Regions from separate parts of the Homo sapiens genome. Here region 1 is linked to region 2. A link is a loop called in an ENCODE intact Hi-C map of the cell type or tissue named here. Cell type or tissue: endothelial cell of umbilical vein. All regions are shown on one strand.

Region 1 (2,500 bases), 57 kb after region 2:
ACGCGGGATGCCCCTGTTCGTGCCTGGAGAGCCCGGGATTCAGCAGGGCCCCAGCGTTCCCCAGGCTGTCCCTCTCTACTGCTGCGAAAAGTGAGCGCGGTCACGAAGTGCTCCTCAGTCCTCGTGGTCATGCGACCCTTGGCCCAGGAGGTCTGCAACACTTCTTGTGTTACCTGATAATCCTCCACCCGCACAAGCACGTATTTGGGTGGGTCTGCTGCGTCCCGCGGCGGGGCTACACGCCTGCCAGAAATTCGCTTTTGTCGTTGAAAGACAGAAGGGTAGTTGGGCTCCTCGCCGTGGTCCTCTCCACCCGCATGAGGAAGGTCCTCTGCACCGGCCACCTCTTCCCGTGCAGGGTCCCCTCGAGTCCCTAACCACCTCTCTGGGTGCAGGAGAAAGAGCACTTTCTCTCTGACCCAGGACTCACGGTCCAATTCCTCCCCGGCCCGAGGTCCGAGGGCCCGATCTGCCGTTCTGTCCTCGTGGCCGCCGCCCTGGCTTCGGCTCGCCCCTGCCGTCGCGGGATTCCGGGCGCCCGGAGCTAGCGGAGCCCCGCGCCCTACCTCCCGCGGAAAAGGCCCGAGGTCCCCCAGGCTGCGGGAGGAGTCCATGGGATTCGCAGCTCCCTGAGGCCCCCGGGTCTCCATCCTGGCAAAAGGGTCATTCATTCGTTCCTTCTTTGACCGGTTCAAGCAGCAAGCGCCTGCTGAGCTCCGGAAAGCGCGGGACCACCAAGCCCTGGGTGTGGCCTCTGCTGCAGCTCCGGACTCCCAGCCGGTGAAAGCTGAAGACTAGATCAGCCCCAGGCTAACCGCGTGCGGAACCCGCCTCTTCACCCTCCGCCTCTCCCACCTGGCGGCTGTCTAGCCATTCAGAAGAAGCTTGACACAAGCCCCAGTCACTCCTCTTCTTCCTCCTACCCCTGTCCGGAGCCCTGCTCCCTTTGTCATTCGCTGATTCAGTCCCCTCTTACTTTTCACCTCTATCCTAGTTTCCCACCCACCTTTCGTTTTTCTCCGGAGCTGAGGCGCAAAGGACACCCTCGCACTGCGCCCCCACTGAAATGCCCCGAAGTATGTTTGCTTTCCAAGGACGCTCCTTGAGGTGAAGGAACAAAGAAGTTTGTGTGCATTTTAATTAGCTGATCTAATTCTGAAAAGGGTTTTTGTCCATTCCGAATCCACTCCCACCATGCTGCCAAAATAATGGAATGTAGATCAAATGGTCAGACTGAAAAGCTGAAGCCTTGGAGAAACTGGTTTTGGTTTCTTTGTCCTTCTTCCTTTAGAATGCCAGAATCTGTAGCTCTGGAGGACAATGGTCACACCTGTGTCCTCCTCCTCCTCTTCCTCCTCCTTCTTTTTTCCCGCTCTCTTTCTCTCTCCCTCTCCCCGCTCCCCCTTCCTCTTACCCCACCCCCCCACATTAGATATGGTCTCGCTCTGTAGCTCAGGATAGAGTGCAGTGGCGCAGCCTCGACTTTCCAGGCTCCCACCTCAGCCCGTCAAGTAGCCGGGACTACAGGCGCGCACCCCCATGCCCGGCTTTTATTTATTTATTTATTTATTTATTTATTTATTTATTTATTTATATTTTTCTAAGAGATGGTAGGGGTGGGGCTCTCCTATATTGCCCAGGCTGGTCTGGAACTCCTGGGCTTACGAGATACCCAGGATCCCCCACCCTACCCACACACCCACCTGGGCCTCCCAAAATTCTGGGATTACAGGCTTGAGCCACGGCCCTGGCCAGTCTTCATTTTGTGTGTAATCAACGCTTGTCTCAGGAAGGTGTAGTCTTTGATTTAAAACAAGCTATAAAACAGAAGCAAAACAAACATCCAAATGAATTTTTTCAGGACTTAAAATTGTTTGTGTTTGTGTCGTTTATAAAATTCCCTCTGCACCCACCCGTCCTCTTTAACCACAGGGGTTAAAAAAAGTTAAGTGTCTCTGGCGAGGCTTTTAGAATTTACCCATAGGCAGGCCCGCTGACCACTACTCTTTGCCTAAGGTTAACCGGGGAGGCTAGGTCATAGAAAAAGAGCTCAGTTTGTGGTTTCCAGTTCATCCTTAGCTGTTTGTTTTATTAAAAAACCCACTGATGGCTGGGTGTGGTGGTTCACACCTGTAGCCCCATCATTTTGGAAGTCTGAGGCCGGTGGATCACTTGATGCCAGGAGTTTGAGACCAGCCTGGTCAGCATGGTGAAACCCAGTCTCTACAAAAAGTACAAAAATTAGTCAGGCATGGTGGTACACACATGTAAGTAATCCCAGCTACTTGGGATGCTGAGGCACCAAATCGCTTGAACGGGAGAGGGGGAGGTTGCAGTGAGCCAAGATCATACCACTGCTCTCTAGTGTGGGTGTTAGAGCAAGAATCTGTCAAAAAAAAAAAGAAAAAGAAAAAAAAAGAAAGGAAAGAAAGAGAAATCTAAATCCTGCCTGATTTAGAAAAATGAGTGCAATGGTGAAAAATTCTGCCCATATGTAAAA
Region 2 (2,500 bases):
TCTCATTTCTAGATAGGTTTTATATTAGGAAAATAATCAGACAAGTTCATAAGCATGTTCAGAGGAGATGTTCTCACAGCATTTTTAAAAATATGAAACACTGGAAGCAACCAATACTTTGCACAATTCAAACTATGGTCCAGATCTACACTGACTCACATAAACGGATCCCTAAAACATATTTAATGTGAAAATAAGTAATATAGTAAGATTGCATTTTAATAAAAATACATGTTTTTATTTTACATTTTTATTCTGATACAATCTGAGGGATATTAAACTTTTCTGCTTCTTTTTGTTATCTGCAGTTTCTAATGTTTTCACAATGATATGTTACTTGTGCAGTTTTTTTATATATTAAAATATGTAAACCCTTCAGATAAGGAGAAAAAAAAAGGAATCTGAGTTTAGTGCATCCTTTCCCTTGGATGATGAGACTGGAAGACCAAAAAAACTCTTATTTTCCAATTGTTTTATTCATTGGAGTCACTCATTCAGTCTTTCAACAACTCTTTATTGTCTGCTATGAGTAAGCTGCTGTGCTAAGAAGATCCCCACATTCCCAGGTCATTTGTCATTCATATAACACCTTTATGCACTTCAATGGCCTTTTATCACATTCTTTCATTCTCAAAATTACAAAGTATTTTTTACTAATTTCAGTTTAAGGCAATGACTTCTAAGATGACATATAGAGATATACTTGAATATCTTCAATGAGCTATCTCTACAATATATGCTGAAATTAGCTTTAGTAGCTCATGTTGTTTTATGTATTACTCTATCCTCTGTTCCTAGAAAAGAAACTGACAGAGAGTGGATACTCAATATTTATTAAATGAATCAGATCAGGTATCAATTTTTTGAGAGTGCTAAACCCTCCCTAAGGAAAGTCTTATTTCCAAAGTTTACATGAAAAGATGATTCTCTTCTTTAAGGTGTATCTCAGAATTTTCTAACACTGCTCAAGAGTTTCAAAGAAAATAAGAATATGAAAGAAAAATTGTAACAAATGCTTAATTTGCTGCTGTGTAATGTTACACTCTGGCCTGAAGATGGCAGTCATCCACACCCTCAGTGAGTGAGACTTTCTTTGGCTGAGATCCAGGAAAGACACTGATTCTTTTTTGTTTGCTTCCTTAGGTCTATGGCCATGCAGGCAGCTGCACTGGGTTCCTCTATCGGAACAGCAGTTGTTGGAGGTCTGATGACAGGTCAGCATAAAAAGTGAACACTTCCCTGTATCTTATGCTCTCAGATTATTTACAATAGATAATTAATGAGCAAGTCAATTGCTAAATTCAAAAATGTTCTAAACTTCTGGCAGTAAAGTAATTATGTCATTTAAAGGGGATGATTTTATAATAGTATATAAGCTACTATGCAAGTAGATTTTCCTCTTCAGCGTCACAACATGACTCATTTTCCCTCTACCGTCACAGGTTTAATTCTAAAGTTGCCTCTCTGGGGACAGCCATCTGACCAGAACTGCTATGATGATTCTGTTTATTGGAAGGTACTGTACAGTATTCTAAACAAGAATGTGAACGATGACTCCATTAGTGAAAGCTTTACACACTTCAAGCCTAGATATCTGTGTGCATAGGTGTGATGAAATTGAGTTAGCCTGGCATGGTAGGTAGCTCACACATGTAATCTCAGCACGTTGGGCGGCTGAGGCTGGAGGATTGTTTGATGCCAGGAGTTTGGGTCCAGCCTGGGCAACTCTCTACAAAAATTATAAATAATAAATTTAAAATTTTTCTTTCAATGGGATGTCAAGTGTAAAAGAAAAATAAATAAATGAAAAGAAACTGAATGAACTACCTATTTATAGAAAGAAATTGAGATGATGTGCCCAGCCAGATAAAATCAGAAGTTATGGTATTTTCTAAAGCAGAAGGAAAGAGAAAGAAAGACAGACAGAAAGACAGAAAGACAGAAAGAAAAGAATTTAGTTAGTAAATGTTGTTTCACTCCTCTGAGAGCCATAAAAAGCTATTCGTAAAAATAATATGAATTCTCAGAAATAGTGTGAGATTTTATACCATATATAGTCCACAGGTTTATTTGGTTAAAAACAAAAAACAAAAGAAATTTAACATAATTTTAAACTATGCTATACATAAAAGTAGTCAAAAGCAAGTGAAATATATAAGGTTGAAGAATTTGAGTGAGTACACATCAAGAGGTCCTATGAATAACGAAACATCAGCCTCTTTCTATCCTCCAGTTTCTCTTTACTCTATTGATACTTTTTCCCAAATTATTTCCCGCAAAGCTTGAGAGGGATAGATGTTTGGGTGTTTTCAGCAAAATTTCAGAGAGAATGAGTTTGGAAAAGCGGGAATGTAGTCAGGGTGGGTGAGATAAATGTTTTATTCTTTTATTTTTCTTCAACTCAAACAATTTTTATTCCCAGTTCTTTCCAAGCTTGAATAATAATTACCAAAAATATTTTTGTTTCAATACTAATTTCTGACAAGAACAGTGAAATAAA

What was found. Peaks named below come from ENCODE experiments on the same cell type or tissue, not always from the same donor. Only the 100,000 strongest peaks of a DNase experiment are listed, where the experiment ranks them.
Region 1: a loop joins it to region 2, with 4 times the contacts of the local background. A loop is called at or near these places in 5 of 110 quality-filtered maps.

Annotation. Positions count from the first base shown.
Region 1 is chr6:49,548,964-49,551,463 of GRCh38, reverse strand. C6orf141 (chromosome 6 open reading frame 141) reads right to left here and starts at 796. Exons shown (of 1, transcript NM_001145652.2): 1 at 1-796. The coding sequence starts at 671. RefSeq lists an enhancer at 12-81 and a silencer at 752-811. In endothelial cell of umbilical vein, no CTCF peak of the experiment used is centred here; no DNase peak of the experiment used is centred here; H3K4me3 peaks cover 1,359 bases; H3K27ac peaks cover 611 bases; H3K27me3 peaks cover 313 bases.
Region 2 is chr6:49,605,864-49,608,363 of GRCh38, reverse strand. It overlaps RHAG (Rh associated glycoprotein), which reads left to right. Exons shown (of 10, transcript NM_000324.3): 8 at 1,144-1,214; 9 at 1,443-1,516. Among named protein-coding and RNA genes, the nearest start is that of RHAG, 30 kb to the left of the region's middle. In endothelial cell of umbilical vein, a CTCF peak has its summit at 1,050 (motif pointing right); a DNase peak (open chromatin) is centred at 1,133.